Linked DNA regions of Mus musculus: all the other regions are linked to region 3. The links are chromatin loops, found by intact Hi-C in ENCODE. Cell type or tissue: heart. All regions are shown on one strand.

Evidence for each region. Hi-C counts contacts between places; a loop is a spot of excess contacts. Peaks named below come from ENCODE experiments on the same cell type or tissue, not always from the same donor. Only the 100,000 strongest peaks of a DNase experiment are listed, where the experiment ranks them.
Region 1: a loop joins it to region 3, with 5 times the contacts of the local background. A loop is called at or near these places in 10 of 42 quality-filtered maps.
Region 2: a loop joins it to region 3, with 2.2 times the contacts of the local background. A loop is called at or near these places in 13 of 42 quality-filtered maps.

Annotation. Positions count from the first base shown.
Region 1 is chr8:12,895,637-12,898,136 of GRCm38, reverse strand. It overlaps a transcript of Mcf2l not described here. Among named protein-coding and RNA genes, the nearest start is that of Gm15353, 13 kb to the right of the region's middle. In heart, CTCF peaks have their summits at 1,446 (motif pointing left) and 2,426; DNase peaks (open chromatin) are centred at 146, 926 and 1,427; H3K27ac peaks cover 760 bases; H3K27me3 peaks cover 324 bases.
Region 2 is chr8:12,977,493-12,979,992 of GRCm38, reverse strand. All of the region lies in intron 3 of Mcf2l (mcf.2 transforming sequence-like), which reads right to left. Among named protein-coding and RNA genes, the nearest start is that of Gm38671, 31 kb to the right of the region's middle. In heart, a CTCF peak has its summit at 1,068 (motif pointing left); no DNase peak of the experiment used is centred here; H3K27me3 peaks cover 386 bases.
Region 3 is chr8:13,104,032-13,106,531 of GRCm38, reverse strand. Pcid2 (PCI domain containing 2) reads left to right here and starts at 1,189. Exons shown (of 14, transcript NM_178708.3): 1 at 1,189-1,757. The coding sequence starts at 1,722. Cul4a (cullin 4A) reads right to left here and starts at 909. Exons shown (of 20, transcript NM_146207.3): 1 at 629-909; 2 at 223-338. The coding sequence starts at 776. In heart, a CTCF peak has its summit at 1,058; DNase peaks (open chromatin) are centred at 871 and 1,661; H3K4me3 peaks cover 2,500 bases; H3K27ac peaks cover 2,460 bases.

The DNA.
Region 1 (2,500 bases), 210 kb after region 3:
AGGCAACTGTCAGTATATCCAGCTTCCAGGTCCCTGGCGAGCTCGTTCCCCAAGAGAACAAAGTTCATTGTCCTGCCGGTTCCTCTGCTTCAGAGGAAACTGTGACCTCCAGGTAACCTCAGGTTTGCTTTCCTCTCAGAGGAGTCTTGAGGGACTGGAGAACAGGCACAGATCTCTGCCTGCCTCTGGGACCTCAGCATGAAACAGGACCCGATGTACCAGCGTCTGTTGGCAGGACTTGCTTATGGTGTTTATTCCCAGAGATAAAGCATGCGTATCAGCACGGGGCTCGGAAGAAAGCTACAGCAGAGGGCTGGCTACCAAGGCTGTTCTATGCCTTGTGTGTGTGGTAGTTATGTCCCCGGGGGTCGGACATGGAGTCCTGAAGGGAAGAAGCAGAATCTTAGACACACATACTGGGGGATCTTGGGACATACGTAGGAGGGTCTTGGATCTAGTCAGAGCAAGATTCCAGCCATTCACAGCAAAGTGTGGGTAGGGAACGGGGCAATGAGCTTTCAGCACAGCCATTGAAAACTCTAAAACTTCAACAAACAAAATGGACAAAGATCAGGGTCCAGAGCAGAACACCAGTCTGTTCTCTCAGGAAGGAATGACAGACACAAGGTCACTGTTGATGGCAAAGCCCACTTAAAGTGCCCCTGGCCCAACCAGTCAACACCCCTGAACGCTGGCTGAGAAAAACACTGGCTGCTTCCATCTTCCTAGTTGCCCCAAACCTGACTGACCACACCTGCCCATGCCGATTTAGCCTTCCTCCAGCCTCCTTGTCTGGGAGAGGCAGAAAGAATAAAAACTGAGTGGTCTTCTGACCCTTGGATTATAGCCACGCACCATCCCCCATCCGCCATCCTTCTCTTCCCCGTTCCTAAGCAACCCTACACATAGCCCTGTAGCCCTTAGCAGACTCTTCACTCCACCACAGTGCCTCCCACACACCGGTGAAGGAAACTTCCAGAAGGTCCATGCTGGCTCACTGCACAGCTGAGGCTACCACAGGCCTCATTGGGGGCTGTGTCATTTCCTTCCCAGGGGAAGAAACTGGAAACCCAGGCAGGTGGAACCTGGGCACTGAACATTGAGCACCTCAGACTGCAGCCTGCCCCTCAGTGTCCCCCTCCCCCCTCCCCCAGTCTAAGTCTTTGCACTTGGCAGGTGGGTCCCTCTAGCCCTGGCTCTGTGGCTGAGGGATGGCTGTATAGCTGTCAGCTCTGTGAGTGGCATGCAAGCATACACAGACTGAGTGCAGAGATAAGGTTCATTTCACTTTTCTCCACAAAATCCTGTGTGAGAAGCCTGGGTTTGGCGCCCGTACATGGATGACTGCATCTTCAGAGATGTGCACAAACATTCTTAGGGAGATTCCCAAAAACCAGTCTCGTCCAATGCGGAAGCAGTGGCTGGCTGTGGTTACTCTGCCCCCTAGTGAGCACTTTGGGTTAAAGCAGCTTATAGTGGAGGGTACCTGGTAGATAGACCCAGGATGGCACCCACACTCCCTACATCCCTCCACCCGGCTCCTCTGGTAAGCAGAGGACATCCTCAGAGATAAATAGGACTCCACAGACAGTGGGGAGCAAGGGGGGGAACGACATCATCGGGCGCTGAGCTGGGCTTGCTTATAGAGCTAGTTGTGCAACGCCTGTTGATCTTGCTTCTTTGATGATTCTTACTTCGCTGAGAGAGGAGGCACAGCCAAGAACATCTCCTGGTGTTGCTGCTGGTTCGTCCTGCTGACTCATGCCAATTTGACTGAGGCCTGGCTGTTTCTGCTAGGTCGTGCCCCTACTGCTGTCCCAACACTACTGAACTGGACTGCTGGTGTATCTGTGAAGAGTTTGTGAATGGATCAAGAAGCCGCTGCCAACCTGTGAACTGAACTGCTGATTTCCTGACAACGCAGATGGGATTTGCTCCAAAGAACCACTTCTAAACAGGTCCACTTACCCCACGTCCTTTCTTTTCACTACCTCTGGTGGGTGGTGGGCTAAAAGGGAGGTTAAAGCATTTGAGAACCATCATTAAAAGTAGGCTTTGGAAATTAAAACCACAGGTGTTTATTTGGCTTTCTTCCAGGGCACACTGTCCATCCTGTAGGGAAGTCACAGCGGGTACCTGAAGCAGTTAGTTGTATCCGCTCTGCCTCTCTGCCCATGTGTACCATTCAGGGCCCAGACACAGGGGATGGAGCCCACCCACTGTTGGATTTGGTCTTCTTCATCATTTAGCATCAAGACATCTCCCATAGGCATGCCCATAGCAAATCTGATCTAGACAATCCCTCATAGCGGCATTCTTCACCAGTGATTCTAGATTGGGTCAAGTTGACTATTAAAGGTAACCGGAAGTGGGAAGTGGGTTTAATTTCTGAAGGAAAGGGACACAGCCACCTGTCTGCTGTGAGGAGTACTGCATCTGGTCGGACACAGGACCGTTCTGTAGACATACAGACATACTCTCTGGTCCCCAAGCTCCTCTC
Region 2 (2,500 bases), 130 kb after region 3:
ACAGACATAAATGCCCAGCTGGGTCATAATTCCGCAAAGACCTAGCTCAGCAGGATCTTCTCATTGGACCCAGTAGGGGCATCAGGAGGCCCTACTCCATCTCACATTGGTTTGGGGCAGCAGAGGTCAAATACCCCAAGCCCTGTGACATCAGTGAGAAAGGCCCTACAAGAACTCATGCTATGTCCTCTGGGCATGGCGTGGTTGCTTCCCTCTTTAAATCAGAACACCTGTGAGTACTCACAAGCTCAGACCTACTATCCCCTCATAGAAGGAGTGGGTGGGGGGAGTCACTGGACTCCACCTGAGATTCTAGGCACCCCGCTCCTACCCGCCTCCCTGCACATAATCCTGTCTGGCTCTACATGGTTTGGGGTTGCCTTTACTGTGGTGCAGCTGTTCGGGGGTAACCCATGAACATGTAAGAAACCCAGACAATGCATGACTTTGAAAAGACGGACTTGGATGGACCTTTCTTGGCTTGTCATCGACATCATCTGCCCAGGAGAAGTTAGCCCTTATAGTTCTCATCAGTAGGTGCATCATGGGTAACAGTAAACACTCAAGGGCCAGCAGCAAGAGTGAGCGGGTGTTGGGGCTGGGGTACAGCAACCAGCACTAAGAACCCACGACCTGAATCCATGAACACTGGCATCCCAGTGGTTGGTAGAGGGCTGGTCAAGGCGACATGTTCCCCTGTGGTGCCTGGATGAAGGGAACAGGCATGTGAGATCAGCAGAGGGGGTGGGGGCCTGGAGAGAGGCAGCTGGAGTGAGCTGACCAGAGGCCCAGGGGTCTCAGGATAGGTTCACCACAGATGGAACCTCTCTTGCCAGTGGGACATGTCCCCTTGATTGTGTAATGTCTCGTCCTACCCAAGTGTCACTGTCTTAGTGACACTGGTATTTAAAAGCAGGTGTTGGAATACAGTGTACAAGATTTACAAAGGAGTTATAAGGATGGAAGGGGTGGGGGAGGGGGAGTAAGTGAAACCAGGCCAGACAGAGGAGCCATGGGGCTCACAGTAAACCTGACTTGACAATGGTTTGACTAATGGCGCCCTCGTGTGGTCAGTATGAAGCTGCACATTCAGGAGGGCACTGGAGGTGGGTCATTAACTACCCTCTGGGCTCCTCCTACCAGGTGCCCAGGCCTCACAGCTGACTGCCCAGAGAGCATAAAGGGACAGTTTGTGAGGGCCCAGTAAGTGCACAAGGGCAGCGCCAGGACAATAAGGCCATATTCCCGAGGTTACCCATCTTCCCTAGGCTGCCTGGTTGGCTCCTGTGGGTTCAGATTTTGTTTGTTTGTTTGTTTGTTTGTTTGTTTTAGCATTGGCTGAGGATGCCTGGAGTCAGCCAGCAGACTCACAGTTTTATTAGACTTTCCTGAAACACATGGGACCTGGTCCTTCTGGGCAGGAACAGGGATGGGGTCACAGAACAGGGTGGGCTCCTCCCACCTGTGCATAGTATTACTTATGCCTGGCTCTGGGCCGGTGTCCCCAGCCCCAAGGCTCCCTGGGGCACAGGTGCATGCTATGCGCTGGTGGAGGGCAGAGGGACTCAAACACTCAATGATCAAAGTACTCCTGGCTCTGGAGGACAGGGAGACTGATGGAACCCACAGGTCAGCAGCAGCCACTGGGCACAACCAGCCCCTCTCTGAACATTGGAGAAGAATCAGAGCCTCTGATGTCAAAAATGGTGTGAATATACCCAACTCACAGCCATCTTGGCTCAGGAGCCTCTGCCCTCACTTTCCCTGGTCTCTCTGTCAAAAGCTCCTGTGAGCTCTGTCAAATCAATCTGTGCTCAGAAAGAACTCATCACACCTCACAAAGAAATTGTTGCATGTGCACATGCGTGTGTGTGTGTGTGTGTGTGTGTGTGTGTGTAGTGGGGGAGTTGCCACTCACTGTCTCCATTGTGGCTTCAGGGCACTTGTTAGTGTCCTCCCTGAGGGCTGCCCAAGGCTGCCAAGATCTTTCTCCTCAGGCACCCCTTCTACTTTGGATTAACAAGTAGTATTCTGACACACTGGCTCCCTCTCAGCCACTGTCAACTCCCTGAATAGCAGCTAATGGCACTGTGTGACAGGGTGGAGGAAGGGCCTGGGGAAGGCCACCAAGAGCCACTATTTGTGCCTCCCCGAGTTACCGCATGGTACAATGGCACAGACTCTAGCAGGGTGATGGCAGCTCTTCTTCCTCTTGAACAAAAGACCAGGACAGTCACTGCCCTTGCCTCTGAACGCCAGGCATGTGCTGGTTACATGACACGTGTCACAGACTGCAGCTGCCCAGTGTGGCAGCCCCTAGCCATGTGTGAGCAGAAACAACTACTTTGTTTTCTTCCATTTTAACTTTAAGCGGCCACACGTGGTCAGTGACTATCACACTGGATGGCAGTTACAGAGGAAGATAACTAATGAGTGATGGAGAGGAAGTGGCCTCTGGTGGGGTTAGGAGAATGCGACTCAGAAGAACAGGGCGGGACCG
Region 3 (2,500 bases):
CTAAGCAGCCTGGTCTAAGCCTCAACACACAGCACTAATCCAGGGCGGCGATCCATAGAAACACCTGCTGACCCAGGGTTTCGCGGCTTCCGCTAGGGAAGGCTCGGGCCGCAGCTTCTCCCCGGGCGGGCGGGCGGACGGGCGGGCCTCCCTAGCGTTGGCCCCGGTGGCTGCTGGAGGAGGAACCCAGCCAGGTGCTCGCAGGCCCTCGCCGCCGCTCACCTGGTACAGCTCCTCCAGGTTGTACCTGATGGATGTGCTGCTCTGGATGGCCTTGACCGCTTCGTGAAGCTTCCGCCACGTGTCCTGAGTGTAGTTGTCAGGCAGCCGCGGCCTGTCTGTGGGGGAGAGAGGGTCAACGGCCGCGCGGGGACAGCACAGGCCGGGGCACCGAGGCAGGGCCCGGCCGGGCTAGCCAGGAGGTGCGGGATCGGGGCCAGCTGGGGCGCGGGGACGTGGCGGAGCGTGAGGTGCAGGGACAAGTCGGGTTGCGGCGCCGAGACGGGACAGTGCGGGAACCAGGCGGGCCGGGGCGCGGGGACAGGGCCTGCCGGGCAGCCCCAGGAGGCCCTGTCCGAGCGCGCGACCCGCCGGCCGCCCCGTTCGCTCCTCACCGGAGCGCACCCACCTCGGAAGTTCTTGATGACCAGCTTCCTGGAGCCTCCCGTGCCCCCCGGCTTGGCGGGGCCACCGGCCAACGCCGCGGGCTTGGTGAGGCCGTTGGTGCGGCCCATGAGAGCCGAGACGCTGCCCTTCCGAGGGCCCTCGTCCGCCATGGCTGGGCCGGACGCCGCCCCGCCCCGCGCCGCCCGGCTCCTCCTCCTGCCCTGCGCCCGCTCCGTGCGCGCCCGGCTCCTCCTCCTGCTGCTGTCGGGCTCCGCCCGTGAGCGCTCGGCTCCTCCTCTTTCTGCTCGCGGCCGGGTCCGCGCGCCCGAGGCCCAACCGCCGCGGCGCGCACCGGAACGATCCGGCTCCTCCTCCTATGCGCGAACTCCGCCCAAGGAGGGCTCGGGGACTCGCAGGCGTTCTACAACGAATGCTCGCGAGAGGGCGCCGTGACACCTGCACCGAGGGCTCCGGAGCTCGCCGCCCCACGTCACGTCGAGGGCCGTGACGAGGACACCCCGGCGAGGACTTGAGTGGATAAAAGCACCCGGCAACCTTGCCTCCTGGATCACCTTACACCTAGGATGCTCAGGGATGCTGCTCCGTGCGCTAGCGCGCCGAGGGGTTGGGGACGGGATGCTCTGCACCCATTTATCTGGGGTGCCCCAGTGTGAGATGTGGGAGGACTCAGGAACACATCCTAGGAGTGCGCGGGACGCCTTCCCAGTGGGCTCTGGACTTTGGTTCCGGGAGAGTCAGGAGCGCCTCTGCACACGGAGGGTTGGGGATCGGGTCACCCTCATGGGAGAGGGGTGCGAGGAATCGGGTCGCTAGCACACCGACGTGACCAGGGACACGTTCCCAAGTCGGTTGGGAACTCCTCCACGTCAGTCCTCCGCCCTCGCGCGCGCCCCCGCCGCACCCGAGGCGTCCCGGCGACCGCGCTGACAGCTGCCCCCAAAGAAGTGCTCTCACCACCGGCTCGGCTCGGCTCGGCTCGGCTCGCTCCACCTTCACCCGCTCCGGAACCAACGTGCAGAGGTTACCGTGTGGGGACAAGGAGCGGAAACGGACCTGCGCCGGAAGTGAGGCACTCAACACCCGCGGCCGCCGCTATGGCGCACATCACCATTAACCAGTACCTACAGCAGGTGGGTTTCGCTTGGTATCCTGGCCTACGGGCCACGAGGGGTGAGTCCTGGGGCCGGGTCGGACGGTGCCGGGGGTCCTGCGGCTGGCCTCGAGGCGAGGAGGGTGTGCTGCACGCGGTGGGCAGCCTGCCTTGTTCGGAAGTTGCAGGTGCTGCCCGGTGGACCAGGAGGAGGAGGATCCGAGGTGGAGGTAGCAAGATCGGGGCCACTTGTAGAAACGGTTGTCTGTGTAGTCAGCGCTGCTGTCCGCACGAAGCACGTTGTGTCTCTTGGCAGCGGTGCCCATCAAGGCTTTACTTAAAGCCTGGGAGTGGCACAGGCAAACACTGTTGCATCCGGGTGGAGGGCCGTGATTGCGTCTTCTAGGGTGTTGAAGATGTGAATCCCACTAGGCAACACACCTGGTGCAAGGGGCAGCCAGATAGGGAAGACTGATGAACGTTTTAACTGACTACACTTGCTGCTCATGGCTGCTTATGAACCTTGGATTTGCGCTTAGCTCTATTACCAAAGCCCCCTTTTCCTGTCCCAAACAGCTCAGTTTTGGGTACTACAGTACTAGAAGCAGTACTTGTGTGCTTCTTAAGTAGCGGCACTATTGTCGGTGCTGCGTGTGCATATGTATTCTCTTTGATTCCATCACAAGGCCCTCCTTGAAGAGCTCCGTAGGCGGCTAACCCAAGTCTTCCCAGCTCAGAAGCATCAGAGACTGGCTCTACAGTGCACATGTTTAACACTTAGCA